Regions from separate parts of the Homo sapiens genome. Here region 2 is linked to region 1. The links are chromatin loops, found by intact Hi-C in ENCODE. Cell type or tissue: IMR-90. All regions are shown on one strand. Links, peaks and the distances in the headings refer to the core of each region. The heading gives the core; the rest is flanking DNA.

Region 1 (16,217 bases), core at 4,850-12,849:
TTTTAGAAGCCAAATGCCAAGAGAATAGAGATGTTGAACACTATAGCCCCTTTGCTCCTAATTAAGCACAAATAAATGTATTTGAATGACTTGATTAGATCTATTAGATTTTATTTTGCATGTAACTAGCATACAGCCAGACCTGGAAGTACTCACTCACCACTAAATTGTCTCCTGATTAGAAGGTTGAGTGTTGTTGGTTGGCATTTGGTTCAGTTAGAAACCTTCCCTTCTGAGTGCCAATCTGAACTGGCCACCTTGCAACAAAAAGAAACAGTGGTGTGTTGGCCATGGGCTGGTTCATACCACGTTGAGGCTGAGGATGTGTGGTTTGATGGAAATCTGAATGCTGGAGCTCCCCATCAGTCTTCCCACATGTGAATGTCTGCAGTGTCTCCTATCTACTATGAGGACAGAACTCATAATCAAGAGCCTTTGGGAAAGCCTGGATTGATAGGCATGTGTCCCATGCCCTGAACAAAGTGTGCTTCCCAAAGCCAGCACTAGTGACCTCTAGCACCCTCCACGAAAACTTAGGTCCACACCAGAGCTGAACTCCCTCTTCACTTCTCTCAAGTATGCTAAGACTAATTTCTGTCTTAGTTCATTTTGTGCAGGTATAACAAAATAACTGAGACTGGGTAATTTATAAAGAACAACCATTTATTTTCTCACAGTTCTGGAGGCTGAGAAGTTCAAGATCAAGGATTCAGGAGGTTTGGTTGTCTGGTGAGGGCTGGTCTCTGCTTCCAAGATGGCACTTTGATGCTGTGTCCTCCAGAGGAGAGAAATGCTGTGATCTCACCTGGTGGATGGCACAAGGCCCAACTGTCACTGAGGAGGGGAAGACCCAGGAAGAAAGGTCAAAAGTCAAGCAAATTGCCTCACTATCCTCTCAAGTCCTTCAGAGCCTCAGGATCCCCTGTGGACCCTGGAAGTTTTCCCCCATCTTACTCAGGTCACTCCTTTCTCCGAGACCTTCTAAACTTTGAGGAAACTAAGAGACCTGGCCCTAAGCATAGATGGGACAGGATGGTGTAAATGTGCAACACAAACCAGCAAGACACAGGTACTCTCCTCTACCTTCCCTGCAGAGCAAACAGTGTTGACAGCAGTGAAGATGATGATAATGATGACAACTGCAGTGTTTTGGAGAGCAAATACCTAGGGCCAGCTATTTTACAGATATCCTTATGTTACTATCCAAAGAAACTTTATAAAGAGACGATGGAAAATCACAGCTTTGAACTAGATGACCTGTGTCTTTATTTGATTTGCCTGCCCTTCCTTCAGAATTTTTTTTTTTGTCTTTCTCTACCTCCCACAAGTTGAATGCCTACCTCATGCTCCTAGGGCTCCTCTCTATCAGAAAATTTGGTCCCCACTGGTACTATGGGTTACCCATGGCTGTCTCCCTTGCTTAGGCTGTGAGCTGTAAGAGGCTGACTTTGTCTCTATAAACCCAACCAATCCAGTACCAAGGACAGAGTATGCCCTTAGCAAATGGGTGTCAGATGGATGGATGGATGGATGGATGGATGGAAAAAAATCTATGTACAACTTGGCTTGGATTAAACAGATATTGAATGTCTCCTGTGTGTCAGGCTCAGTGCTAAGAATTCAATAGTGACCATACAGACATAGTTCCTACCTTTAAGGAGCTTCCAGTCTGGTTTATAAGTTTACAAGCCCCAACCCTTTTCCTTCTCCCTCCCTGGAAAAGTCTACCTAACAGCCTACTTCTCAGTGTTTAGGATACAGCCAGGCTCTCTTGAAGGCAGAGGACAGAGCAGGGGTCTCAGTCATATTCTCAGTTCTATCTGCCACAAGAGTAATGTAAGTGCTGATGGTACTGATGGGAGAGAAGCTCAATCTTCTGTCTTTTGGCTCACAATTCAGAGGCTCCTACTTTCTGTGACAGTCCCTCTCAGGGCCATACTATGGCTTTTCACTTCTTCAGGTGCCTGTACTCCTGCTGACCTCCTCAGTCCTGAGTCAATGCAGCAGATGCCAGAACTTTCCATGTCCCCACATTGAGTGTAAATCACACGGCATTAAATAAAACAGACATCAGCATTGCCTACCCTCTATCTCCTTCCCTTGGCAAAAGGAAATGATAAGTGCATGCTGTCGAGCAGGTGTAGTGTATCAGGCAATTACTTTTCTAAACTCTCAACCAACCTGCAAGATAAGCATCACAGATATGGGAATCAAAGCTCTCAGAAGTTGGGCAGACTTGTTCAAGACCTCACAGGACTTGAATTCAGGTCTTTCTAGGTCCATAGCAGGTGCTTATCCTACTACACAAGACTTTATGGAGCAAAGTGAAGGACTGTGCTTTGAACAACCAAGGGGCAATTTGCTGAATTGGCCAAACATAAATTATTTGGAGTCCTATCAAAGGCTATGTTTTCCTCTGTGGATATGCAATCTTTTATCTCACAACCTAGAGAAAAAAAAATATTTCTAAGTGAAAGAGAGCTGACAGGAAGAAATTTAGACAGGCTTACCAGGGTGACATTAAAATGCCTCTGAACCAGTGAGCTATGGCAAATGCTCCACTCTTGATCAACTTTATAATCCAGCTGGGGCAGCGTATAGCCTGCCATGAAAATGAGATTCCAGAAAGATGGGCTGAGGTCAGGGTAAAATTGGGACTTGTTCTCAAAGGATGTCATGAGTTGACTGTTGGGTTGATGTTGAATCCCCAGGATGTTACGGCTAGTGTCAACCATTCCAACTAATGTGTTTTGGGGGCCAACTCTGGGCCAGGCTCTGGACCAGGCCCTACATTTTCAGTCATGAAAATGGCAATGCACACAGGCTGGAGAAGTGGCAATTAGACAAAGAAATCTCATGCACTGAGAAGTGCTAAAATAGGGGTGGCTCCTGTTCACATCTCTGTGAGTGTGAATAGAAGCCCCTGCCCTCCAGGAACTTATGACTGCTGTGACCTGCGTGAGACAAGGGTGCAAGTATCTGACAACAAATGGTACTCATTCATTCAACAAAACCTGCAGGCCAATGAGAAGACAAGATTAGTGAGACAGCCCTATCTTCTGAATATCATTACACACATTCTACAGAAGAGGGAAAATACCTCCAGACAGCTTGTCAACTTGCCTGGGCTCATGAGCTAGTGTTTGGCAGAACCATATTGGAACACTAGACTGTCTGGGATCACAAGGCCTATATCTTTCCACAACATAACAGAGGCTGAAATGACTCTGAATTGCCCTCTCAATGAATCTCATCTGTAAGTATTCTTTGGAGTCTGAAGAGATTCTTTGATACAAGACTAGCGTCTAGTTCATGTGCTCAATTCAGGCCAGTTGGCTCAGAGGCCTAGAAAGAGCCCAAGCTGTTGCTAACTCTTCTTGGGGACCAGTTTATATCATAGGGGGAGGAACAGTGGGCTTCACTCAAGTAGCCCTCAGCAATTGTATATCGTCCATAGTACACTCAGAGACAAGCCACCCAAATCCCCTTCAAGGAAGGACTTGCTCCCCAGCTGCTGGGGGAATACAGCAGGCACCTCCAGCTGTCAGCTCCTCTTGGATCTGCCTCAGCTGCCAAGAGCCTGGGTCTCACCTTCCTGGGCAGCCTGTATTCAGTGGTATAGGGCCAGCCATTTCAGCTCAGCCCAACACTGATGGGTGATCTTTGCTCCCATGCTCCTTATCAAGTGGGCCAAGGCTTTGTCAGGTATACATTGTATTTTGATTTTTCCCTCTGACCCATCCTCCTGCTTCCTCCCCTTCCTTCCACAGGTGTTCATTCCTAATAGACATCTTGTTTTTTGTTTGTTTGTTTGTTTGTTTGAGAGGGAGTTTCGCTCTTGTTGCCCAGGCTGGAGTGCAATGGCATGATCTCAGATCACCGCAACCTCCACCTCCCGGGTTCAAGTGATTCTCCTGCCTCAGCCTCCTGAGGAACTGGGATTATAGACATCCGCCACCACATCCAGCTAATTTTGTGTTTTTAGTAGAAATGGGGTTTCTCCATGTTGGTCAGGCTGGTCTTGAACACCCGACCTCAGGTGATCCACCCGCCTTGGCCTCCCAAAGTGCTGGGATTACAGGCATGACCTAATAGACAACTTGCATTCCAGTTTGTCTCTGCATTTACTGTCAGAGACTCCAACCTCCAGCAGTGTTGAATGTCTTCAGCAGTGTGTATGTGTGAGGAGTGGAATGAAGAGTGTTGCAAACAGACAGAGCCTTGCTCTTAAGATGTTCATCGTTGGGCATGAAGGGAGAAGTGTGGATGGTTCAGTTCAGACTCCCATCTGCAGAAGAATTCAGAGTCTAAACTCCCTGCATCTGCCTGAGCGCCAGCACAGCAGGCCCTCCTCAGTGCCCAGCCTGGCTGACGGTGAGTCACAGAGGCCTGGGGCCATATGAGGAGTCTGTGACCCTGGGCACCAGCTTCTTTCCAGCTCATCTGCCAATTACTTTGCTCACATTCTTCTCTTCACATCCACTGACCATCCTGATGCAAGCCACCAGCACATTCCCTGAGTTCCATCTCTGGACCCCTGCTTCCAGTCATTCTCCATAATATATCCACAGTAAACTCAAAATGCAAAGCAGATCACATTCTCTACTGCTTAAAACTTCCCAGTGGGGCCAGGCATGATGGCTCACATTTGTAATCTCAGCACTTTGGGAGGCCAAGGCAGGTGTATTGCTTGAGCCTAGGTGTTCAAGGCCAGCCTGGGCAACATGTCAAAACCCTGTCTCTATAAAAAATACAAAAATTAGCCAGGTTTGATGGCACATGCCTGTAGTCCCAGCTACTCAGGAGGCTAAGGTGGGAGGATCGCTTGAGCCCAGGAGGTGGAGGTTGCAGTTGGCCGAGATTGCACCATTGCACTCAGCCTTGGTGACAGAGCAAGACTCTGTCTCAAAAAAACAAAAATAAAAACAAACTTCCCAATGGCTTCTTACTGCTTTTAGAATAAAACCTACAGTGCTTAATACTGTCTATTACATTCTCCATGTTCCACCCCTGTGTATGTTTCTGACCTCCAAAATATTTTGGGGGATCTGCCACATGCCAGGCAGGTGTTGGAGATACAGCAATGAACAGAATGAAGTCCCTACATCCAATGAGCTTCCATCCTAAGGGGAACAGACAACAAACAAACAACTAATGCATCAAAGGGTGATAAATGTCAGGGAGAAAAATAGAAAGTGCTGGCCGGGCGCGGTGGCTCATGCCTGTAATCCCAGGGCTTTGGAAGGCCAAGGCAGGCGGATCACGAGGTCAGGAGATGGAAACCATCCTGGCCAACATGGTGAAACCCCATCTCTACTAAAAATACAAAAATTAGCTGGATGTCATGGTGCGCACCTGTAGTTCCAGCTGCTTGGGAGGCTGAGGCAGGAGAATCGCTTGAACCTTGGAGGCAGAGGTTGCTACTGGGGAGGCTGAGGCAGGAAAATTGCTTGCACCTGGGAGTTGGAGGTTGCAGTGCGCCGAGATCATGCCACTGCACTCCAGCCCGGTGACAGAGAAAGACTCCATCTCAAAAAAAAAAAAAAAGAAAGAAAAAACAAAGAAAGTGCACAGGGTGGGTGATGGAGACATTGAGGAGGAGTAGACAGGTTGGTAAGAAGCCTCCATAATAAGTTGATATTCAAGCAGAGACATAAAAAGCCATGTGGATAAGTGTGTATAAGGGGATGCAACAGGGAGTCCTCCAGCTGAGAGAAGAGTAGGTGCAAAGGCCCTGAGGTAGGGTGTGTGCTTTGCATGTATGAAGAAATCAAGGCTGCTGCTGGAGCAGAGTGGATAGGAGAGGCAGAGTGCATGCCGGGCCTTGTGGGTCACCGTATGCACTTGCGGGTTATGCTCTGAATGAGATGTGAGCTACAGAAGAATTTGAGCAGCACAGTGCTGTCATCTAACTTACATTTTCAAAGGTTCCTTCTGGCTGCTTAGGGGTAGAAATCAGGTACGAGACTCCTGCTCACTCCAGGTGGAGTTGAACTAGGATGGCCATCATGCACAATGAAGCTGACTGGACTTGCTGAGAGAGCGGCTACAGAGTGAGAGAGAGGGTCAAGGATAGCTGCGAAGTTTGGCCCCTGAGCAGTGGAAGAATGGAGATGGGAAAGATAAGAGGAGGGACAGGTTTTGTGGGGAAATGAGTTCAGCTTGGACATGTGAAATTTGGCAGTATTTCATCTCCTATCAACCACTGAATTCACACTGCTCATTCATCAGTTTCTAGAAATGTAAGCTAGTTTTACCTCCTGGCCTTTGCACTTGCTGTACCCTCAGCTAGATGCTCTTCCTGTCTACATGGGCAGTGGGGTGCAGCCGTCTGAGAGACAGACAGGACTCTCACCCTTGGGCACCTTCTTTTTTCAGGTTTCAATATGACTGCCACTTACCTCTGATGTGTTGAAAGTAGATCTCAATCGCATGCACTGTTTGCTTTTTTGTAGCATTTGTCACTACCCGTGACCTTTGTGTTGTGTGTTTCTCTGCTAGTCTAGCTCCATGAGCATTGCTGGCACCTAGCTAGCGCCTGGCACATGGAGGATGCTCAGTTAACATTTATTAAATTGATTTAACAGAGACTAGCAACCACGGTTTTATACTCCAGGGGCTCACGGCCAGAATGAGAAGGATATGTCACTAAAGATTAGTCACAGGTGAGAAAGAGCAAGTGCAGAGAGGACCAAAGGAACACCTAGCAGCCAAGGGACAGGGCAGGGGCAGGGATAGGATCTGTCAGGGAGGGCGTCAGCAAGGCCAGTCAAGGGAAGATGAGCTGGGCAGGAGGGAGAGGGCATAGCCAGCCAGACCTGGGTTAAGTGGGCCAAGCCAGGCAGGGCCAGGATGAGCTGGCCTTCTCTCCACAGAGCTAGCAGACAGAGGGTGCACAGGCCACACCAGGACCAGGGCAGGGAGCACCAGTATAAAAATACCAGCAACGTCTGCCACAAAGCCATTTTGACAGCTCCTTCTCCAGGTGGTGGTGGGAGGCTCAGAGGCCATAAATCAGAATTAACTGCAGCTGTCATGCAAAGGGTGCTTCCCCAGGACGTTCATCCAGACACCAGGGGAAAGAAATCCCACTGGGCCACCCAGGCCAGCGCACCACATGTTCTCACCCCACCAACCACTGCTTTACCTCTGCAACTGCGGCCAAAGCTTCCCTCCAACAAACCATGACCTCAACAACCTTCACCTTGAACACAGGGCAGAGGTAAACCCTCCCACAAGTCCCACGAAGGCCAAGGCCTAAAGGAAATATGGCTGCTGAAAAATAATGAAACCCCTATGCACCCTAGAGCTACTCCTGCCTGAACCTGGGAGGTGTCCCTGAGGCTGTGTGGGTGAGACCAAGGAGGGTGACAATCGCACATCACCAAGGGAAGGAGGTAGTTCTTGTCAGCTCAGAGCAAGGAGCGGGGGCCCATGGTGGGGCAGCAGAGCTAGGCTGGGAGCACCAGCCAGGATAAAGCCCATCTGGCAAATTTCCCCAAATTGATTGGCACTGGCTGCTAAGAAGCTAAGGCTTGTTAGCAGCAGCTTTCAGAGCACAGTGTGGTGGGATCTGTGGATTTCTCCGCTCTGGGGTATTTTTCTTGGCTTCTTGAGGCCACAGAAAGTATGATCTCCCCCCATCCTCCAACCATGATCCTGGTCTGTGCCAGGGTTAATCCGGCTGCCCTGAAGGTCAGGAACCCCCTACATCAGCACTGTGTCTGGTACAGAGGGGACATGCTCCCTTGGAAGAACTCCTCGGCTCTCAGATTTCTGGGCACTCCAGAGGCAGCCCCGGGCCCTTCTGGGATGACTGGAGGCATATTAACAAGCGTGGGACGTTTGAGGGGGCCTGGCTCTGGGCCATTTCCTCTGCTGGGTTTTCGGCCCTCTGACCCTCCTCGGAGAACCTTTCTCTGACTGTGATGCAACAGCCCCTGCTCCCTAAGTCTCTGGCCTGGGCTCCTCATTCAGATGCTCCAGCCCACTCACAGTCTGGTCCTTCATCGCCCCCAAGTGGCTGTCTAGGCTCACTGCTCGCTGAGCTGACATATTTCGTTTTCCTTCAACATGGTAAATAGACACTGCTTTCCTACTATTCACCTGGCACCCTCACTAGACCTGCAAGGGACACAGTGCCTGTCCTAAAAAAAGTATAATCTCCTCAGGAGATGAGGGCACACCCTCAATGGAACACTGAAATCAAATAAGATAATATATGCTTTCAGGGAGAGATAAAGTCGCAGCAGAGAAGGAAAGGCTCAAAAAGACTGAAGCCATAGCATGCCTTTAAGCATGGAGTACATTGTGGTATGTGGAGAGGTTGGGGAAGGACTCCAGGAAGGAGGGATGACATGGGTAAAGACTGGATGAGGAAAGACCTGCAAGGAGTCAGAGAGGAAGGAAATGAAGCAGTATGCATGGCTGGAGCCAAGATCCCAGAAGAGAAGTCGCTTCTCTTCCAATGAAGAGAGCAAGAGAGACCCCAGCCAACTCCTCCCAAGTTATGGAGCACCTTGAAAGGGGCTTTTTCCTTTAAATACCAAAGCTCTCAAAAAAGATGAATCTGACACCCAAGCATGGGGTTGAGTGGACACAACAGGCTCCAGAAGTAACAAGCACAGCGGAGCCACCTAGGGAGCCAGCGGGCCCACCCCAGCCCTTTGAAGGATCCCGTCTATCTGTGGAGAAGAGGAGGCTCTGGCACTCACTAAGCCCCTGCCGTATATCTGATCCATGCAGGTGTCGAATCACCTGCTATCTTATTTAAGCACCACGCGGGCTCCTGTGGGAGGCCTGTTCCCTTTTTCACAAATGGAAAGGCCAGGGCTCAAAGAGGTTAAGCATAAGGTCACATAGGTAGGAAGAAGCCAAGCAGAACTTCAAGCCCATCTGTGATTCCACATCTGTGTTCTTCCCAAAAATCACAGTTTACATTAGTGTGGGGGTATAATCTGTAGACGTGCTTTCATATGCTTTATTTAATTTAATCATCATATTAACCCCAGGAAGCTGGAGGTATTATTTCTATTTTATGGAAGAGAAAATAAAATCTCCAAGAAATAATATGCCCCATGACTCATTATCTAGTAGGTGGCTAGGCTAAGATTTAAAATTCAAACACCAGTGTGTTTGGTAACCTAGACCCTTTCACGACTCCACAGTGATACTGTTTTGTGTCACCTCCTTCCATTAAAGTGTGGAGACTGAGAGTTTTCCCACAAAAACTGTCCTGCTGTCTCCCAGCCCAAGTTCATTCTCACCTAAGTGCCCTACCCATGCCTTGTCACAGGAAGTCAGAAGCACACACACTCCAAGGACCCCGACCACCAGGCACAGTTCCCGCCCCTCATTAGCAGATGTGGTTGATTTGTTAGTTTTGTCACTGCTGCCCTTGAATATCTCCATGCTCAGGTTCTGGGATGGGGCACAGCTAGGAACAAATATCCTTGAGATTGCATGAGTGCCCCTAAATCTAAAGCCATGGTCTGGGGAGCCAGAATGGGTGAAGGGGTGATACAGACATGTTTTGTTAAAGGACTTCCCTGCCATTTCTCCTGAGAACCCTTTTCCTTAGCGATGAAAATGTGTGGGGGACAACCTCTCTCCAACTAGAGGGATTGTCTGGGTGGAAGAAACAGCTCCCAGCAACAGGAATGATGTAGGAAGGCAAGACACACATCCCAAGGTGGGATGGCAATGATTCTCACTACCTGAGTATAGATTATAGGATAAAAAGTAACAGAAGCGCAAGAGAAGCACAAAGGCAGATTCCACAAAGGATCAGAACAAGGGCTCATGTTTATTGGGATTTAGGTGCTAAGGACTTCACTGCTCCATTCCAAATGAGCACCATAACCACCCAGCGAGGCCACAATTCTCATGCTTCCATTTGACAGATGAGAAAATGGAGGCTCTGGAAGCTTAGGTAACTTGCCCAAGGGTTTGTAATCCAGTGAGGCTGATTCCCTCCCCTCTGCCCATAATCACTGTTTGATATAATACTCCCCTGAAGTATTCTATCAAAGGCCTCACCTTCAAGAATTTCTGATTTAAAAGGTCTGGGGTATGGCCTGAAAATCTGTATTTTTAACAAGTTACCAGATGACTCGGAAGCTTTGAAAATGATTATTCTAGAAGTTGGATGGCTAATCAATAATTTACTCAAAATCAACCCAAGTTCAATGGCAACAGGGATGTGTATCATCTTGCATTTGGGGGTGAACTGGGCTGGTGATGCTGATGCATCTTAGCTTTAGCAGTAACCAGCTCTGAGCCAGATCCTCTCCCTCATGTCTGGCTCTTGTGGAGCAGGGCACAGAGGTGGGCACTGCACTGTTAAGCCTTGAAAGAGGCCCCAGGGGGCTAATCCATCACACAAGGACAGCACCACTGTGGGAGGCTCTAGGGACTCTGACAGCCCACAAGTGCTGGAGTCTGAGCCACCAGCCATGAGCCCAGCTGTGCAGCCCAATCCTACTCTCTATTTTGCCCGAACCACAAGCATCTGAAATGTGCATCCCTGGAGGTTTGATTTTAGCATTTCAAGATCAAGAAGCAGACACACTTGCCTTGTCTGCTGCTCCAAGGGCACACAGTCCCCTCCCACCTCTACTCCACACATAGCCCAACCATAGAAGATGGCAACTGGAGGAGAAAAGGGAGGAGGGAAAGACAGTAGCCAGGAGGTGGTGAATAGAGGAGCTCAGAAGACCCTACCCCCTCGTGTCCCGGGACGTGCTGCCCCTGTCAGGGGAGTCCTAGACAAGGTCCAGTTGCAGTTCGTGGCAAGAGATTTAAATTCATAGTAAAAGCATGGTTCTCATGTTTGCCTGTGTGGCTGCATCTCTGCTCTGCTTCAGGTCAGGCTGACCCTAGACTCCTAACATGGACAGACAGTCCAAATGCAGATATACTGTATGTACGATGAGTTGTCCAGCTGGAAAATGCACTTTCTAATGATGCCACACTTTGGATCTTTAGATCTTTGGATCATTAATAGAGCATTTAAAAAGAAGCAGGTAATTTGTAGAAGCTCTAAAAGCCTTTGTTGAAAATTCATTGCTCTGCAGCAATCAGATATTATAGTTCTAGGGCCGCCAGCGTCCTTTGACGAAGAATGTCAAATATAAGCAGAGCAATTATGAGCCGCTGGTGAGTCCCAGGGCAATATTCAAAAGAAAATAATAAATAATTTTTTAAAACATGTTTTAATATTTGATGAACGTAAAAATTAAAAAAGTAAAACATGCCCTTATATGAAACCAGCTATGTAGTTTAGGAAGCAAAAGTGACAGTTCCATTTGTTTTATGTTGGTGTAAAATTCACAAAAATTTAAAAACCAGGTAAATACAAAGCACAAACAAAACAAAACAAAACAAAGAATGCAAAGGAAAAGAAAGAACAGATTCTATAAATCCGGGGTTGCACCACCAGCTGCTCTGATGCTAAGCATAGGGTTTGATTGCCCAGATGAAGGGGAAACACTGGTGTGAACAAGAACAAAGACACAGTTTTAAACCCTGCACGAAGGGTTCGGGTGCAGAGAGGAGAGACATCACCTTACTCAGTAGTCTTCCCTGTCTGGCTTAACTAGTGTCCAAAAGGAAAGTGCATTCTAGATTCCCTAGGCTTGCAAGAGATAGTGAAGAGACAAAAAGATACCACTAATTCATTGCCCTGGCCAGCCTTTTAGATCCGTGGTTCTCAACATAGTCTGAACATCAGAGTTATCTGGGGAACATTTAACATCTTAATGTCAGGTCACTCCTCAGACTAATTAAGTAAGAATTGGTAAGAACCAGGCATCAAAGTTTAAAGTTTTTAAAAAATATTTCAATGGGTCAATGGTCAGGCTGAGAGACACTGCTCTAGAATACTCTGACTTAATGTTGAATTTCCTGGATTTTTTGGCAGATTTTGATAATCTGCTTTATGCCATCATCCACGTGGTCAGTTAAGATCTGGCCACAAATCCACCTCACTGCCCATTCCTGACACTCTGCATCCTTATATCCTTATCTTGCACTGATTACCTCACAATGGGCATGAACCAAAGTCGAGCAATTAATTGATACTTTAAAAAACAACAGAATAAAATTGTGAAAGTGTATCCCAGTCCTCTCCGCATAAAATGTCTTCTAAGAACACAATAACATCCTATCCAATTTCATTAGCCACAAATGCCTTTGCAAAGTAAACTCAATTCTTAAAAAAACGTTAGCAAGCCAAAGGTTTCTTCTCCCATTGTCAATCAGTTCCTTGATTTTATCCTTTGCCTCACAAAACATTTTGTGGAAGATCTGCCACCTACCTCTTCAAATAACTTGTTTTTTTCCTTCAGGTTGTGTGATAATATGGTCATTCTGATTTTTGTCCTAAGAGAAACTTATACCAGACAGACAGGTCTTAGATCATTTTTTCTCCCACTTTACCATCATGCTGTTGTTCAATTTTTTTTTAAAAAAAGTTCTTTTAGAAGTGCCTCTTCCAATCAAAGGAAGGCCATTTATTTCAAGATATATAAATAGCTGTGGATTTTTAAGATTCTTAAGATTTCTAAGATTTTTAAGATTCTTAAGATTTTTAAGAGCTCTGACTCTCTATAGCGTTCATTTTCCTCCCAATTTTCTTATTCCTACACAGCCTGAAAAATATTCCCTGTGGAGAAAGCTATAACAAATGCTTCAAAAAAGGGGGACTGTGCCAATTTATATGTGAAGTTCACATATAAACTTCAACACTACCAATAGCTACACATTCCTAGATGAGTATACATGTCACAATTCTGAGAAAGCATCTGGAGAAGACTATGCTATTAGAAGTTCTAACAGGGGTCATTATCATAAACCAGTAGATAGAAGAATCTAATCTCTACTTTCATCTCTGCTCAGACTCTCTCATGCATCTGGGTGAACACTGCTTGGATTCAAAAACAAAGGGAAAGGATTGAGATTATTTGATGACTTTGGACTTTGTTTATCGATACTTGAGATAATCAGATTATTTTTTATTTTTTAATCTCAATTTGTCTTATACCTATATTAATGTTTTTGTCTGTATTCTATGTTTTAAACCATGCATATTTCATTATGACACAGCCATGGTTTACAAGTTATCAATCACCTAATCTTCAGGAGTAGATAATGACTGTGTAAAAAAATGTTTTTTTCCAGGATTTGAATCAAGGAATAATTTGGTAAGGTGCCTAAAAGAGAATCAACCTCCAGGAATCATGTTCAAATCTCTAGTTGACCCATCTTGTCCCCATACCAAGTCCAGAGTATCTGATCCCATGAGAAGAGGCCTAGATTTTAGAAAGACTTGTGTTTCAGCCTGCTCTCTGCTCTTCCAATGGGTATATTACTTGTTTTAATGTACGAGGATATTCATTGCAGTGGAATTGATTATGAAGAAAAGTTTAAAAGCAACAGAAATGGCCAACAATTTATACTTAGTTGAATTCAGTAAATTTTGATATTGAACATCAATATAATGAAAAATACGCAGTCATTCAAACTGTATTGTAGAGGGATATATGGAGACATGTATTAGGATATAGATTTAGCTACTATTAAGAAGACTCAATTTATAATGAAGCAAAGAAAATGGGAGTTTCTTCCTTATTCACAGTTTGGAGATGGTCAGTCCAGGGCTTGCAGTAGCTCTGCTCCATGAAGTCACTCAGGGCCCCAGTCTTTTTATATTTTGTTCCTCTGTCTTCTATCTTGTTAACAGTCTATTTTGTCATATCAGCCTTCTGTCTCATTATCATTCTATTTTGTTGTCAGTCTATGTATCTTGTTATCAGTCTTCTTCTATCCTATTATCTTGTAGAGCATGATCCAAGACAGTACACACTTTGTCTTCATTCCCTTTAGCTGAAAGTAGCAAGAGTGGGCAACGGAGGGCATATCCCTTTCCTTCAGTGCAGTACTCCCATCCCTTCCACTGGCTAGAACTTGGTCACATGGCCACATCTAGATGGAAAGGAGGCTGGGAAGTAGGGTTTTTAAAAGAATTGTGGACAATCATAAAACATTTTGATGGATTCTGTTACTAAAGAGCAAGTGAGCACAAATAGCAGTCTCTGATTCAGCACAGAAACATTTTTACAACATACTTAGTAGAAAAAAACAGGAAACAAAACAGGACCAGTTTTACATGTCTGTGTGTACTCATACATAGAATTCCTTTTCTATATAAACAGTGGTTATCTTTGCGAGTTGGAATTATGGATGATTCCAATTTCTTCTTCTTGCTTTTATTGTGGAAAAAAGTCCCAATTGTTTTACAAATTAACATTTTTCCCCCAGTAATAAGAAAAACCTCACAATTTGTACATTAAAAAGAAGTAATTTAGGAGAGAAAGCAGTGCCTCTTGTGTGCTTGTAGCTGTCTGCCTTTCTTCTCAGTTGTTCCTCTGCTGGGCCTCTTTTGTTGGTGGATCTCTTGGTTCTCATGCAAAGTAATAACATTGTCCAGGCTGAATGGGTGTATTACTTTTTAAAAGAGGAGTAAGAGAGCTCCGTTTGGAAATTTCATTTTCATTGTGGATAATGGAGTGGTGTGTTAGTTGTTGATGTTCAAATGTCTATTTTGTGTGTTAGTTGACCTGCCTCAGCTTTCCCATGATGACCAATCTCAGGGAAACTAATCGATTTGGAGAGAACACATAAAAGCAGGCACAAGATTCATCTGCCCCCTTTCAGCCAGACTGTTTCACCATGCCAATCTACCAGGAGCACTGTGTTTCCATGCTGAAATTCCTTTCCAGTATTTCTTGGAAAACTTACATCTTTCTGAACACCTCAATTTTGAGAAAAATCAGTCAAGAAATCAGGAAAATGAAAAACAAATAATATAAATCTCCTTTGAGAGTTAAAACTTAACGAGTAACACAAAGACACTCCTGGCTTGAAGTTCAAACAAGAACAGGAAAATTTGGCAAGAAAAATCAAAGGTTAAGGTGGACATTTCTAGGAACCAGACATTAGCCCAAAGACAGTCATAATCTAATTAATGTTTCCTTTGTAGCTATGGACATGTTTATGAGTGTGTGTCCTTGGCCTTCTCTGCTGCTAATAGTGAGTCATTCTTTCAAGTAAAATGAATATTAATAAGCTTATAAATATAGTATGCTTTATACAAATCTTATGAGTGGTGCTTCAAGAAATAGTAAGTTTTGCAAATAAATTACATCCTAAAATGGGCAATTTTGACATGCGATTCTGTGAAGTATCATTTATCTCCCTGGGAGATCTGAATACTACATTATCGCAGTACCATCCAAAAATGTGCCAGCATTTTCCAGTGTTTAAATCTGTAGGCTACAATTCTTCATAAAGTCTCTAAACCTTCCTTTTACTTCTTATTTATTGAAACAACTTTTTCTGCTATCCATAATAATAATTAAGAAATATGAGAAATGTTCAAAGTTTTTTTTTTAAAAGGTATGATTTTGGAAATTCCTGAAAATCCCCAGGATTCCAATTTCCAGTTTCCAAATTCTAAAGACCCTCAGAAGTTTGGAAACACTGCTGTCAACTACAACTCCTAAATTTCTTAGTTTGGTGCCCTTATGTCTGCCTCCAACCTGGGCTGTCATCTGCCTTGGACTGGATTGCTGAACCAGCCTCCTGACAGGATCCTCGCAGTCCACTCTCTATACCAGAGCCAGACAGACCTTATGGAAACACAAATCTATTGGTTTCATCCCTTCACATGAGACATTTTAATGGCTGCCAATATGACAACAAGGTGCTCAACTTCATTAATAACCTGGGAAATTAAAATTAAAATCACAATTAAGGATCAGGGCATACCGATCATATTGGCAAAAATGTAAAGTCCCAGATTCATGAGGGTAGGGACAATATCCATTTTTGCTCACCATTTTATTTGTAAGCTTAGCACAATGCCAGACAACTAGTAGATGCTTAATGTCCATTTGTAGATGAATGAATGGGCAAATGAATGAGATTGATACATGCAAGGGCTCCCATTTTATATTACACAGTGTCACCCCACACATGGAAAAATTGAGTCCCCTAGGCATTGTTCAACCTTATTTTTCTTCTCTTAGGCTGAGATCCAAAGATCCCTTGATTTGTCAAATGCCTTCTCCCATCACAGTGGTGAAATAGATTCTTATGAGCCCAAATTTTCCCATCTTAAACAAAGAGAGACTGTACAACAGGCTTGGTGTTTCCTT
Region 2 (16,217 bases), core at 3,489-11,488, 350 kb before region 1:
AGGGTTTTAAAGTTCAGTTCCATTAAATCAACTTCTATTCAGTAGAATTCCATGCCCACCAAATAACCCAAGAGAACCTTACGTGTTCACAATTGTGGGATTTTATCCTATCATAAATGTTCTAAATAATTTGTCCACATAGGGTAAGGTGTACACTCCTGAGAATTGAACTCAATTTTCAGATATTGAAGTCTTTTGTCTTTGTCTCCACTCTAACATGTTTTTAATGTCAGCATGCATTTCAGTGGACTTGAAAATTCTCATTTTATAGCTCAACATCAGAGATCAAGAACAATGCAGTGATTTATTTGAGTGGGGCTGTAGCTATGTAATTAATTTTGAAGGCGCTTATACTCATCTCAGACAAGGATATCATATCTTTGGAAATTTTGTTGTTGTAGTTTTACTTTTCATTAGTTTGTTTGCTTTTTGCTAACTGGAACTAAAAGCAAGTTAGTCTGAAAATACCCATTAGCTTATGTCTTGGAAGCAATGGACACCTGGCAAGAAAGGACACCAGAAAGGGAGCACGTAAATGCCACGTTTTAATTCAGGAGGCTGTGTGGAGAGTAATTAGGGAACATTGATGAAGAAGTGCACTTGTAATATATGAGTAACAATATGGGAGTTGCCTCTTTCTGCCAAGTAACACCAAAGATGCCTGCATTATTTAATGAATTCAAACTTTGCTGCTTAAAACAACACACATTTAACGTTCACAGTTTTTGTGGGTAAAGAATCCAAGAGCAACTTAGCTGGGTGGTTCTGACTTGGAAACTCTCAAGTCAAGCTGTTGACCGGGGCTGCAGTCTCTGAGGCTTGACTAGGCTGAAGATTCCTTTTCCGAGCTCATTCATGTGACTTTGCAAGAACCTTCAATTTCTCACCATGTGGGCCTGCGAGTCACTCAGTTTAGCCTGCAATCAGAAGGAGGGGAGTTAAACTTCACCTCTTGAAAGCTGGAATATCAAATCATTTGGACATATTTTTAAAGCCAAGGCAGTGTCTAAGCTTAAAGTAAACTTCAAAAAAAATGTGAAGCATAAGTGCTCAAGAGGCTCCGACAGTCCAGGAGAGACAGTCCAGGAAAGGAGAGAAGCTGTCTGGACCTGTGTAGACAGCGTAGGGTCAGTGTGGGCACAAGCTGTCCTCATGGATAAAAGAAGAGTCAAAGCAACAGTCAGAGTCCTGATGAGAGAGGAAAAGTTCCAAAGCAGAAGGAGCTGAGATCAGAAAAGACAGGGAAGTCCAGGCACGTTATCTCATGCCTGTGATCCCAGCACTTTGGGAGGCCAAAGAGGCAGGATCACTAGAGGCCAGGAGTTTGAAACTAGCGTAGGCAACATAGTGAAACTTAATCTCTACAAAAAATTTTAAAAAGTTAACCAGGCATGGTGGCTCATGCCTGTAGGTCCCAGCTACTCAGGAGGCTGAGATGGGAGAATCATCTGAGACCAGGAGGTCAAGGCTGCAATGAGCAGAGATTGCACCATTGTACTGCAGCCTGGGTGACAGAGCAAGGGTCTGTCTCCAAAAAAAAAAAACAAAAAACAAAAAAAAACAGAAAAGACAGGAGACAGCTGTGATGGAGTGGTCAGTGAGCAGGGTCTGCCAAGGCGAGGAGGTAGACAGTGCAGGCCTGGCTCACAGGCCAGTGTCGGGGTCAGAGGAGCTGGAGGCTGATCTGTATACCTGGGAGGCTGCAAGAGAGGGGAAAGGGTTCTGGAGGCACAATGTGGCTCAGCCACTTACCTGCTCTGAGGCTTGTGGAAAATTATTAATTTGCCATTTTTGTTGGATGATGATGAATATTGACAGATTCATGTGGTTCATCTGAATATTTTGCCTCCTTGAACCTTGGTTTCTTTAGTGCTGAGATGGAGATGATAGCATGTACCCCGAAGTGTTGACATTGAGATTAGAGATAACACGTGCCAAGGGCCTAGTCCCATGTCTGGGAATTGGGAGACACAATAAATGGTAGTCCCTTTTGTTACCAGGTTGGCCAAGGTGGGCACAATGGCTGAGACATCACAAGAAGGAACTCGGGATCACTTAGCTTAAGAAACAAAGAACCATATTCATTCCTGACCCTCTCTAATTCACTTAAGCAGCCTCCCTTCCTATCTGGGCCTCTGAGTTCCCATTTTAAAAATGAAGAGATTGGCCTTAGAAAAACTCTAATGGCCAATGAAGCTGGGAGATAAATGAAACAAAATACTCACCCCCCTACACGGTATAAATTGCTGTATTTTCACTAGGAAAGTGGAGCATCAAGCTGATGAAATAAGTAATGGTAATTCTAGCCCTACATTTTGTTATTAAGGTTAAGTTGTCTCTGTGTGTGTGTGCATGGGGAAGTGGGGGAAAGGGGTATATGTGAACGTGTAGTGTGTGTGTGCCTGTATTATGTTGTGTGCATGTGTCCTGTTAGGTGTCTGGCTGAGTCTTTGGGTGTATCTGTGTTTCTCTGTCTTTGTCTATGGGTAGAGGGATGAGGGAAGAAGTGAAGGTAGTAGCCAGAGGGGAGAGACCATGAATATTTACTGTGCTTCTCTCAGTGCCAGGGGCTCGGGATCTAGCAGTCACAGGTGGGGGTCTCTGTCTTTGTGGGACTGTTGCTTTAGTAGGTCCAACACTGCTTCATTCTGCACTCTCAGAAACAGAGTGACCCTCGGTTTCTGAGTTGGAGAATGGAGTTTCCAGAGCCTTGGAAATAATATAAGGCCCATATTGCAAATGTTTATCTTGCAGTCAGAAGCTGCAGGCCCCTGAGGAGGTCAGTGTGGATTATTCCTCTTACTGGGAGTTCTACTAGAGAAGCCTCATCTCTGGGTAGGACTAGGGGCTGCAATGATTGATGTGGCATAGGAGCAGGGGGCAGCTGGCCTTGAGCTTGCGTGTAGAGCAATTAACATTTTTATTGCTCCCCCACCCCTGACCCCTTCAGAAAACAACACTTGGCTAAAAGCCGAGCTTTCCAATTATGCCATCTATAAATTTAGTGACATTGGCAAGAGAAGCAAAGAAAGAGAGTGTTTGCTTTGGCTCAGGGCTGATTTCCATCCTCTCACTCTGTCCCTCCTGCTGAGAGCTTCCCCATGGAGCATTTGAGGAAAGATAGGAAATAATCATTCAATGGTTACAATGGAGATTGTTGGTTTACGGAGCTAACATATGCTCCCATATGTACTTTCTTTATTGGAAGATTATACCTCATCAACTCATTTCCTTGTCAACCCAGGCAGAAACTAAAGTGCACCCAGATCTCATCAATAAAAGGGGCAAAATTAAATTCATCAAAGAAATGGATGAAACAGGGTCTGAAAGCACATGCCCAGGATCGTGGCTATGCTTGCACTAAGGCGAATATTCTGGCTACACTGGAAGTTGCTTTCCTTGAAGATGTCTTCTGATATTTATCTCAGTAAGGGTTTCTGCAGCTTTGTCTGTGTATCTCTTATATTCTAAGTTCCTTGAGCCTGGGACTGCATGTATATGTTACCCAGGAGGGCTTAAGAAATTCAAGAGCTCTCTGGATGAATGGACATGTTGGAGAGTGGGCATGCTTGGGTCAGGGCTTGTTGTGTGCCAGGCACTGTGCTCAGTTCACCATATAGGTGAGGATCCATGTAGGATCTCAACTCTTCCCGAGGCAGCAACCAATGTAAGTTGTGGCTCACAGAGAATCAGTAGAGAGGAGTAAGAGAATGAGCAGCTCTCATCCTCCCTTTGAAGAGGGTCCTAAGGCATGCAGTCCCAACAGCTGGCAGAAGGGATGCCCCAGCGGCCAGCCATCTTCTTCGCCATCCTGGTTGTTGAGTTCTGAACCTTATCGTTAAACAATAGTCAATTCCACCAACAGATGTCATGCCCTGAGATAGAAATGGGTACTAAAATGAGAAGCAGGAGGCCAGTGAGTGTGGGCACATTTTGGATGACTGCACAGGGCAGACATAGTAGCTCTACCCTCCAGGCTGGTGTGTCATCTATGTCTGGGGGGCATGGAGCTTAATGCCCACTGGGCATCAGGCACAAGTTGGTGTATCTGTTAGATCAGGAAGTGAGCCAGCCGAAATTCTCATTGCACCAGGCACTAAGGAGCCTCCTGGAGAGAACTTATCCTAACGGCAGAGGAACCAGGCAGGGCAAACTTGAGAAGTGTCAAGTGTTATCCAATGAAAAGACCTTCTTCCTTGTTTATCTCTGATCTTGTGCTCTGTCTGATGGATGACTGAGGTCTGTGGTGAGCAGGCTGCTGGAGGGGGCTCTAAGGGAAGTGACCAAGGAACATTGCTTCTGGGCCCCTCTGAGAGCATAGGAACCCCGCCTCCAAGAGCATATAAACCATGCCACTCCCCACACACCTCTTCATGATCTTTTGCGATTTTGAGCACCCAGGGACCTCTCAGAGAGCAGCAGCATCTGGGTTTGGCACTGGGGCCTTCAGAGCCACTGATATGTCCAGTAGTATGGTGCTGCCCAGAGAAATGATGGCACCAGGGGAAGTAGAGGTGGAGCTCACAGGGTGGCCTTGACTCAAATCACATGGTAGTGTGGTCTCAATGGTGAGATTCTACTCTCCTGTGCCTGAAACTAGGTGAGTGCCCTCTTAATATTTCGCGCATTGTTGAATGCAGAACTCACCCTTTCTTGGCTGTTCATAATACAATAGTAGGTTTTTATCTCTTACTAATTTGGGTCCGGAAGTCCACTTCTTTATTTGGAAAGAAAAAATCGAAGCATTTTCAAAGAACTGATGTGCTGAGTTGGGCCATCATGTTTATTATATCATTTTCCCCTAAAGGCTTCAATTTACCAAAAACTGTACTTTAATACTTGATCATGCTGTTCCCTGTCTTAATTTTTTTTTAAACATAGCTGCATTTGCAGAGAACCCCTTGTGGATTAAGAAGCCTAGAAACATCCATGTTGGTATCTGCACTGAGAGGGTCCTCTGAATGCATCAGAGGTATGCATTGGTACTATATGGCAGGTACTATATATTTTTTAGAAGTTGGAGATGCTGCCATTTGAGGAGTTGAAGGCAATTTCCACATTTTTGAATGAACACTGCAACTTGTCTTTGGGGGTAGATCCTCCTACGTTTCCGCAAGCACTCTCTCCGGTGGGGTTGGGAGGGGCTTCCAGTCATGCAGATGTTGGGTAATTAAAAACCACCTCATTTTTCTTGGGGAAGCTCCCACATGTACCAAACAACAAAATGGAAGTCCTACAAACTGAGATTCTGAGTGTTCTGTTCTGAAAAGACAGCTGGTAATGCTGGCAGTGTGTCCTCTCTGAGCTGGAGCTTGTTCAGTTTCATTCTGTTTTGTTCTTACCTCTGTGTTTGACCTGCCCATGCCCAGTGTTAGAAAACACATGTGTCTTCTCACTCTGGCATCTGCTGACAGAAGAAGGGAGCTAGGACCAGATGAGGGCGAGAGGGGCACCTGTCTGAACTCATCTCTTTCCGGTGAGGAAAGACTATGAACAGGACCAGGGTCAAGCTTAGGCAGGGTAGATTGGACCATTGTTATAGTTCTTGGGCTGTTATTTTATTTATTTATTTTTTTGAGACAGGATCTGGCTCTGTCACCTAGGCTGGAGTGCAGTGGTACGCACGATCTCTGCTCACTGCAACTTCTGCCGTCCAAGCTCAAACCATCCTCCCACCTCAACCTCCTAAGTAGCTGGACTACAGGTGTGCACCACCACGCCCAGTTAATTTTTTGTATTTTTTGTAGAAACAGGTTTCACCATGTTGCCCAGGCTGGTCTTGAACTCCTGAGCTCAGGTCATCAGCCTGCCTTGGCCTCCCAAATTGCTGGGATTATAGGCGTGAGCCACCATACCCAGCTTTGGGCTGTTATTTATTGTAGTAAAAAGCCAGATACTGTTGGGTTTTATGACTTTTTTTTCCAGGGTGCACTTGCGGGTGGCTTCCTGAGGAAGTAGAGGTTTCCATTGTCAACCTGAGAAGAAGTTAATTCTAGAGCAGGAGGGTTGCTGGCATTGGATAGAGGGTATAGAAGGACTATGTTCCTAATCTGGGGCCAAGAGTGCAGAGGGGCTTGGGAGACAATGTGCATGAAGATGTCTGGAGCATCCTGGTGGAGGCGATGAGTCAGGTCCCGCCATCGGGGACAGGCTGGGAGGTGCACAAGGACCAGCCTCTCTACACACTCTGTGTGAGGCAGAGCCCATGGGCCTTTGCAATGGCCAGCTCCAGGAGAATGGAGTTGCCTTTTGGGAAGATGTATGCTTCCCTAAATCTGTGCAATGAGAAATTGAAAAGCAAAATGTCCTCATCCCAAAGCTGGGATGATGTGGTCATCAGCAGCCAGACTAGGAAGAAGCAGCAGCTGTGTCTGGCCAGACAAGGAGGTCTGAGAGGAAGAGCCTGGAGCAATTACTGGGAATTTGCTAGAGAGATTTCTATAAACAGGGCTTAAATGCTAATCATTTAGGTATAAAAATAGTTACTTTGATGTGTGTCATGGGTTGGTGAGGATATGGATTCCTGGTTTCCATGGGGATCCCCACAAATCTCAACAATACGTTGTTTTTCTTTATAAAAATTAAAATTAATTATATTAGTGTGTGGGATTCATGCCAGGCCTGTGGAATGGAAAATGCAGGGAGTACTCTTTGGACCAGAAAGAAAAAGGCTGGGAGGGGTTAGGACTTATGTGCACAGGGTCAAACCTATGCAAGTGTAGACACAGGGAAATAAATTTGTTCTGTACACTTACACACACTGGCACTGGAGGGTGACAGGGCTGAGTCTGTCATTCTCCTTTACTGTAAACCATTGTTCCTGGGGCGGGATACCTACAGGGCTGACCACCAGGTTTTTAAAACAGAAAAGAGAACCCAACAGTGTGGCATTCTTCAAGATGATTTGATGGAAAATGTAAGAGATGAAAGGTTCAAACATTTTGCCTTTTCAGACTCTGGTATGAGGAATCAGTAAGAAAATGAAAATAATGGGTTTCTGAAATTAGCACTGAAGTCTGATTTTAGTCCAAGGTGAGATTCCAATTTCCTGTTACCTTGACCTGCCCCCACGACCTCAGTTTCCCCTCAGTGAAATGCCGGGTTATACTAAACGCCTGCTCCTTTGCAGTTGTGATGCTCTAGGCCTCTGCGATGGGGCTACCACTTGCCTGAGACTTGGTCTCTCAAATGGAGATGCTTAGCCTGCTGCCCTTGGCTATGCACACATTGGTGGCTTAAGCAGAGGAAGGCTGTCTTTCAGTCGCCAAGCATGACAAGGAAAAAGGCCTTCATTGCCTAGACAGCCTGCATGCCTGAAGGCCCTTTGCCACCCTGCAGCGCCCCCTGGTGTTTCTAGGTGTCATGCATAGGCATCCTCCCGAGTCCCTTGCATGAAGCCAGGAACCTATTCTATAACGCAGAGAATCCAAGTTGGGGGTGTCAGGATTGCTAGGTCATTTCTCTCTGCCCACCAGATAACAATATTAAAATCCCGGTTATCCCCAGTAGAAAACCAGAAAGGCGCATTAAGCATGAATGCTGTCATATTTCATTTCTGTGTTATACTGAATTCAAAGCACACAAAACATGAAAAGAACAGAACTTCTTTCTCTAGAAACAGCTATTTCTCATCAGCTTTAAATTAAAAGCATGTTCTGGGCAGTCCTTGGCCTTCGACAGCCTGCGTTCATATCAAGTTCTGGTTTACAAGCAGCTGCTGTGTGATTCTGGGTATAACAGTTATCTGTAATTGAAATCACCATAAAACAAATCCCCCCTTCACTGGTGGAGTCGGTAATCAACATCAGGAATGCAGCATTCAGGACCCATAAAATATGCAAGATTAATTTGCTGAACTCCGTTCAGGCTTCCAACAGCTCTGTCACCTGGGGCCAGAGGAGCAGCAAATTCATTCTGAACCTCCACTAGTTTCAAGATATCAAAAGTGGCCTCCTTCATGTCGCTGTCTTCTGCAGTGCGTCTCTGCCTTTGCAGATACTTTCTGGAAAAATCAAACAGTCTGCCAAGGTTATTTGGCTGTGGAGATGCTGAAGTGCTCCATCTAGTTCCTTTCTTCCCTCTTCATTTCTTCCCATCTCAGTAATCTTCCTGCAGACTTCTATAGCCCCAGACTAGGAAAAACAGAAGATCCTGACTTTGGTCAGTGCACCGGACATTCCTGCTTAGATATCATATCAAGGAAGAAGAAATACCTAATGGCAAAGCATTAGGATTTGAGTTAGGTCATCAGCAGCCAGACCAGGAAGACGGCTCAGTGGGTTGCAGTATCTTGCTCAGGCTCCCCCAGAAAGACTCCAGAGCTGGTTGTTGGTTGGGTTCTAGTAATGGTTAAACAGTGTGTAACAGGTGTCCACAGTACAGTCAGGCCCCTTTCCTCTTCGTATTTTTCATGCCCTTGCTACTCCAGCCAAATGAAGTGACTTGCAGTTTGCAGCATGACTGGTCACACTTTGCACCCATATTTTTGCACATGCTGCTGCTTCTCTCTGGCATGTCATGATCTAATCTGGTCTCGTTCCAGCTCTGCTTCTTGCTGCCATGTCTCCCTGAGCAAGTTGCTGTTCTTTGAGTCTTAGGTCCCATTTTAAAGAGAGAACCTTGATTGCCAAAATACCTTTTAATTCTTTTATACTTGGATTTTACAAGAAAGTCTGGGTAGACATTTTTAGGTTTCAACTTCCTCTGTTCAGTCTGGTCTGTTACTTTGTTACTTCAGCAATTTTCGATATTCCAAAAATCTTGTTGATGCCACTCTCCCCTTTTGCCTACTCTGTTTTCTTTGGGCTTGCATGTAATACATCCTTTGTTCCTTAACTATTATCTTCAAAAAGTTTTGAGAGTAGTCAATATCAACATACTTGTTAATTGCCATGCTTATCATGAAGACTCCCGACATTTCTTCTTTCAAATAAGGTGATACAGTAATAGTCTAATTATTACAGATGAGGAAATAGAGGCCCAGAGAGGTTTAGAAAATTGCCCAAAGCCACACAGGTAGTAAGTGGCAGTAGAAAGATTAGAATCTAAAGGTTGCCTTTTAATAAAACCCCTGTTCTTAGTGACTAGGTTGTGCTGTCATGAACACATGACAAATGTGTTCATCTGTCGATACTGTGAACTGGGCTCCTGTTTGTCCACCTTTACATGCTGCTCAGTTCTTAGCACACTGACAACACCAACATTCTGAGCTAAAAAACGAAACAAAACAAAACAAAAAACAAAAACAAAACCCAAAAAAACACATGGACCAGGCAAAGAGACCAAAGCAAAGGATATTCTCACAGGCCCTTGAGAGGCTGATTGCCGGCCTTTCCCCCTCAAGCGCCTGTCAGAATATCCTTTGCTTCAGTCACTTTGCCTGGTCCATGATATATTATGCACAGACAGAAGTGTGCCTTTTGTCATAATTTTAATTTCTACATATAAAATATATACTCCTGTGTCCCCCTGATGTGGTGGTTGAGATTACAGTGAGGAAGACAGTGTAGGGATTTTTTTCCCCCCAAGAACACACTATCATTTTTTTTTTTAAATTGAAATTTCTACTGATGCACTTATAGATTCACATACAGCTGTACAAAACAATACAGGGAGATCTTCCTGTGTGCCCTTTCTCGCTTTCCCTGGATAGTTACATCTTGCACTTTATTCATTCTTTTAGCTGCCTAAATATTATATTGACATATTTTCATTATCAAAGATTCAAATAATATGGAAGCATAAAGGAACAAACATGGAGGTCCTTCTTTAACCACCTGGCTCTTCTCCTGGGCTCTCTCTTCACCCCAGGTGCCACTTTATTCTGCTCTGACTTCTTCTTCCTTCACACTCCTTCCTTGTTTTGTTATGATGGCCAACATGATCCTGGGGCAGAGTGGGATCTGGGGATTTCTGGCTGACTCATCACCTTCAACACTCCGGGGAATCCGGCCTCTCTTCCATGATGATCATAGGTGGCATGGGCAACCTTTGATCTCAACTCTTCTTCTAATTATCTGGCATCTTTTCAATTCCTGTTGCCATCCTTTTCTCTGTACCCAGTCAGAAAGGAATAATTTCTATTCTACAATAGATACAATAATACATTTTCTATACCTGGTAATATTAATAACAAATAGTACAAATAATTAATTAGTAGAAGACAGATATTTTATTTGTTTTATTTGACAGATATTGCCAGACATTGTTCTAAGCACTTTATAAAATATTAATTCATTTAATCCTATAGCAACTCTATGAGGAAGGCATCATTAGTATTTTTACCTTGCAGGGGAGTATATGAGGCAGAGAGAGGTTAAGTATTTTGCCCAAGGTCACACGCAGCTAGTAAATGATGGAGACAGGATGCAAACCCATCAGTCTGGCTCTAGAGTCTGTGCTCTTAACCCCTTATCAGACTCACTGAGAGTTGGAAGGTTCACCCCCTTTCCTTCCCTTCCCTTCTCTCCCCTCCTCTCCCCTCCCTTCCCCTCCCCTTTTTTAATATTGACACATTCCCCCAACATTGACACCTATCTTGCAGGCTATAAATATGTTCTAATATTTAAACCTTGAAAAGGCACATACCCTAACTTATCATTTGTCCCTGTGCACTGTCTCAAGCTCCTACCCCATCTCTCTCTTTCCTATGCTATTTCCTACAAGCCTGGAAAGACTCTTCTATAACTGCTGTCTCAATTCCTCATCTAATTCACCCTTGGGCTCACCGCAGTCAGAGCTTCTATCTCAGTCACTCAGTAGAAGCTACTCTGCCATGATCAAAACTGTCATTTCCTTTTATCTCTCCATATATTGATGTGATTAATTATATTAATGCATTTCCTACCATGGAAACATTCTGCCATTAACATCAGTTTTCATTATTTAAACTCAGTGCTGGATTCCATTTGCTAATATTTTATTTATGACTTTGGTTAGTATCAGATGGACAGACTCCTTTTTGAAACTCGGGAAACATAGGAAGTTCTTTCTAGTTCATTTAGTTTCCTTGTTAATTTATAGGGGTCAGTTTCCTTGTATAAATGGTTTTACTCTGTATGTAGTTCATGTCTCTCCCCATGGGATGTCTACCATTTACCGTTTAAAAGGTAAACAGCTTTCTGCCTGTGGATGACACTGAGGAAATATTGTTAAAGTCCCTCTTCTGACTGTCATTGTGTCTAAGTCAGAGTCTCCTAAAGAGGCTGAACAGCTGCAGAAGCTCTCCATCAAAGAGTTGGGCTTTGAAACAACCGATGAATGTATGAGGAGCCATTTTGAGCAATGGGGAACGCTCACGGACTGTGCGGTAGTGAGGGATCCAAACACCAAGCACTCCAGGGGCTTTGGGTTTGACACATATGCCACTGCGGAAGAGGAGTGGATGCAGTCATGCATGCAAGGCACACAAGGTGGATGGAAGAAACACGGAACCAAAGAGAGCTGCCTCAAGAGAAGATTCTCAAAGACCAGGTGCCCACTTAACTGTAAAAAAGATACTTGCTGGTGGCTTTAAAGAAGACACTGAAGAACATCACCTCAGAGATTATTTTGAACAGTATGGGGAAATTGAAGTGATTGAAATCATGACTGACAGAAGCAGTGGCAATAAAAGGGGTTTTGCCTTTGTAACCTTTGATGACCATGACTCTGTGGATAAGATTGTCATTCAGAAATACCATCCTGTGGGAATGGCTACAACTTTGAAGTAAGAAAAGCCCTGTCAAAGCAAGAGATGGCTAGTGCTTTATCCAGCCAAAGAGGTCAAAGTGGATCTGGAAACTTTGGTGGTGGTCGTGGAGGTGGTTTTGGCAGGAATGACAACTTTGGTCATGGAGGGAACTTCAGTGGTCATGGTGGCTTTGGTGGCAGCCCTGGTGGTGGTGGATATGGTGGCAGTGGGGATGGCTATAATGGATATGGTAATGATGCAAGCAATTTTGGAGGTGGTGGAAGCTACAATGATTTTGGCAATTACAACAATCAGTCTTCAAATTTTGGACGCATAAAGAGAGGAAACTTTGGAGGAAGAAGGTCTGGCCCCTGTGGTGGTAGATGCCAATACTTTGCCAAAGTACAAAACCAAGGTGGCTATGCCAGTTCCAGTAGCAGCAGTAGCTATGGCAGTGTCCGAGGATTTTCATTACTGCCAGGAAACAGCTTAGCAGGAGAGGAGAGTCAGAGAAGTGACAGGAAAGCTACAGGTTACAACAGATTTGTGAACTCAGCCAAGCACAGTGGTGGCAGGGCCTAGCTGCTACAAATAAGACATGCTTTAGACAAATACTCATATGTATGGGCAAAAAACTCAAGAATTGTATTTGTGACTAATTGGATAACCAGTGATTTTAGTTTCTGTTCTGTGGAAAGTATAAAGCATTCCAACAAAGGGTTTTAATGTAGTTTTTTTTGTTTTTGCACCCATGCTATTGATTGCTAAATGTAATAGTCTGACATGATGCTGAATAAATGTGTCTTTTAAAAAAATGTTCTGTGTAAAGTTAGTCTACTCTGAAGCCACCTTGGTAAACTTCCCCAACAGTGTGAAGTTAGATTCCTTCAGGGTGATGACAGATTCTATTTGGAATTTATTTACAATCTTCTGGGTAGAAAACCCATTGTCTTCAGAAACCTTGGTGTAGTTGACCTGATGGTTACTGTTGTGACCTGAAGTTTGCCATTAAGAGGGAAATCATGAATTATTTGTTATAAAGATGATTGTTAGCACATCCTATGGAATACATCTAAATTGATTAATGGTAGCAGATAAAATTAAAGATGGAAATGAAGTATGTGTATCACCCATTGTCATGTGTAATCAATAAATGATTTAATTATCTTGAACAAAGTAATAAAAGGGATAAATAAATGTGTTTTCTAATTAGCACTGAAATAGTCACATAAGGCAATATTTTCACATTGGAGCATGAAGTGTGAAAATTAGGAAAGCAAGAATCATCTGATTGGCTTTTACATGGAGTTTTTGGGGGTGAGATCCCTAGGAAATGAAGATTGGTAGGAAGAACATTCTCTCTTGAGATAAGCCAAAGAGTAATAATAATGAGGTTAGTGACCAAAAGTAAAAGACAGGTCAGTTAGAATATTTTAAGGACTTATACTATGCTTTTTATTGGGCCAAGCATATTGCATGTGTTACTTACCAGGATGTGAAGTCCATGAAGGCAAAACGATGTACATTATGTTGATTACTAGTTCATTTATAGCTCTATATGGAAGTGCTGCTATTATGCCCCTTTTACAGACGAGAAAATCGAGGTTCAGGGAGTTGAAGTAACTTGCTGAGGCTCCCCCAGAAGGACTCCAGAGTTGGTTGTTGGTTGGGTCCTAGCAATGGTTAAACATAGTGTTTAACAGGTGTCCACAGTACAGTCAGGCCCCCTTTCCTCCCCATATTTTTCATGCCCTTGCTACTCCAGCCAGATGAAGTGACCTGCAGTTTGCAACATGTCTGGCCACACTTCACACCCACATTTTTGCACATGCTGCTGCTTCTCTCTGGCATGTCATGAGCCCTGTTCACCTGGCTCACTTCTTTTGCCCTTTGAGTTTTCTTTATGTATCACCTTTTCCTTCTTCCTTCCATCACACCTCTCCCTCCTCCCTGGGGCTGGGGGAGGTGCTTTTCTCCTCTGTCCTCCATGATCATTTATGTCATGACTTCCTGCCCATTGGAGTTTCTCCAGGTTCTTTTCTGCAGGGTACTTATTGTTCCCCATTTGCACTACAGGCTACCTGGATCTCTCAGAATGGGTTTGTTGGATGAATGAAGGCTGAGAATCTCTTGCTGGTTCCTCTACAACCTGAGCCTGACCTGATGACTGGCAGTAGTTGCTGAATTCTACCCTCAACAGTGGTGCAAGTTTGGGCTTCTGGGCCCATAAACCTATATCCCCTGACCCTCTGACCATCTCTGACCCTCTTGTGAACCATCTGTTATTTCAAAAGGTATCATACATTCCTTCCAAATAAAACTTCATTTAGCTCACTTATTTGAAGAGTAATAAACCATTTAACTCATTTATAACTCACTGAACAGGAGGTTGAACACAGTTATAACAAAAATCAGGCTGAGGTCAAAACCACCCAAATTTGGGGGAATACATACAGCCCCAATAATTGGTATGAGTATATGAAAATCCCTTTGAGTTTTCTGACTGGTTCTCAAAAAGAAATTATATCCCATCTTTTTTCTTCCACTGTGGTAAATACTATGTCATTCAACTTAGAATAATTCAGTTCATTTTTATTTCCAGAGGATACATAACTGATCAGAAGATCTTCTTTACATTTAGAAACAAATATTTCTTTCTGTGGGGAAATAAATGGAAAAAAATCCAGAAAAATACATCCTGCAATTAGCTTCAGAGATATACAATTTCTAAGAAGATTCTTGCCCAGGGTATAGCAAGAACAGAAAAAGAAAAAGCCTTATTTGTACTTAAAAATTGGATGAATATTGTAGTTCTCTCTTCCATATGCAAATCTCTGTAGCATTTTGCTATTAATCTGCCATAAACTCTCAACTCTTCCTGAGACTGAACTAGCAGGTCAGGACAACACAGAGGCTGCAGTTGTCAATGCAGCATGTCAGTTTTTGAAAGCAAGTGTGTGTTCACGTGAGAGAGAGACTAACCTACCTCTCTGTGCAGGCCTGGACCAGTTCTACCAGAGTCCCAGTTGGATTCTCACCACTGAGCACTGACTTGGCACCTTGTCAGAACTCAACAATATACATAGAATGAATGAGTGAGTGAGTGAATAAGTGACTGAATGCATTCACCCTTCCAAGACATCACGCTGTGACTGGCCCATGTATATATTTTTTACACACAATGCCTCCAGAATCCTACCTATTCTTTGAGCCCAGCTACAGTGCCACCTCCTCTGTGACATACAAGAATTGTGAGAGCACTAAAGATGGAGTATCAACTCTGCCCTAAGTTATCTGAAAGCCTTCATGGAGGAGATGCCATTGGAGTTGGGTCTGCGTGAACAAAGAGGCTGCAAAGAAGGAGAAAGGAGTCTCTAGGAGGAAGTGGGGACACTCCTGCAGGTGAAGAAGCTCAGGTGAAGGGAAAGAGATATCAACACTCTTGTTGGCCTGCTCCCAGAGTCCACCAGGTCAGAGCCTCTGCAGCTCCCCAACAGGGGTGGTGACCTCTGCAGCTCCCCAACAGAAGAAGAGTCTTTCTGCCCCATATGTCTACATACCGTGTAATCAGAGTCTCTGAGCTGAGGACTTCCATGCCCTGAGTGCCAAGAGCATCTCCCAGGCTCTGCTCTAGTATGCCTACAGCTCCAATCCAGCCCCACATTCCACAAGAGCCAAGAAGCACCTGAGGTGTCTCCAGAGAGCTCTGATGGGAACATGTGAACCACCTTCTCCTGTGCCCTCATGACCCCTCAGGACCCCCCTTTCTGGTAGCCCCCAGTATACAGCACAGGGCCCAGAACATTGTAGGGCTCAATAACAACTTATGGAAGAATAACTACTTGAAACTTGGAGGTGGAGTCATTACCACAATTCCCATGTCAGGTGTAGTAGATTGTTTCTTCATTCTCAGAACTCTCAGTGGAGGGACAGCTTGGACCATTTCCATCCTCACTAAATATTCAAAGAGTAATTGCCCAGTCTGCTGTTTCTGTTTTCATCTGAGTAAACATGCCATGACATGAGGGGATAACCTCTTGTGCAAGCTGCCACCAGACACTAAATAGAGTGGCATGGTTCTGCAATCCAGATCTCATTAGGATAAAGAGAATTATCCTCATCCTGGGTATGTGGGAGAAAAATGAATGGCAAGATTAAATGTAAACTCCAGATTTACAGACACTACAGTGTGCACAGGAATTTCAATCAACCTTGAAGCAAGACTAAAGGGCAAGGTCAAAAACAAGTTTCCCATCCAACATGCTTTAGAAAGGCAATCAGTACCCAAAAACATGGCGGTGACCACTATTTTGAAATTCTTGCCAGGCCTGTTGACTTAAAGAGAAACTATAATGCGCCAATGCTCAGAGGTGGTGTATCCCTTCCTTTCTAACCACAGCGAGGTTAAATATAATGAAGAAAATACTCTGGTAGGACTTATGTAAGTGTTAGGGGAACCCAAGAGGGGCGATCAACTCTGCCAATAGTAGGACTTCCACGGGGAGGTGCCAACCAGAGCTGTGGAGGGAAAATCAGATATGCTAGA

What was found. Peaks named below come from ENCODE experiments on the same cell type or tissue, not always from the same donor. Only the 100,000 strongest peaks of a DNase experiment are listed, where the experiment ranks them.
Region 2: a loop joins it to region 1, with 15 times the contacts of the local background. A loop is called at or near these places in 6 of 110 quality-filtered maps.

The regions. Positions count from the first base shown.
Region 1 is chr5:136,762,265-136,778,481 of GRCh38, forward strand. CTB-1I21.1 (a long non-coding RNA gene) reads left to right here. Exons shown (of 4, transcript NR_188339.1): 4 at 678-1,240. Among named protein-coding and RNA genes, the nearest start is that of CTB-1I21.1, 35 kb to the left of the region's middle. RefSeq lists an enhancer at 7,946-8,035. In IMR-90, for the core only: a CTCF peak has its summit at 8,009 (motif pointing left); no DNase peak of the experiment used is centred there.
Region 2 is chr5:136,417,716-136,433,932 of GRCh38, forward strand. It overlaps the pseudogene HNRNPA1P13. Among named protein-coding and RNA genes, the nearest start is that of TRPC7, 60 kb to the left of the region's middle. In IMR-90, for the core only: a CTCF peak has its summit at 7,340 (motif pointing left); no DNase peak of the experiment used is centred there.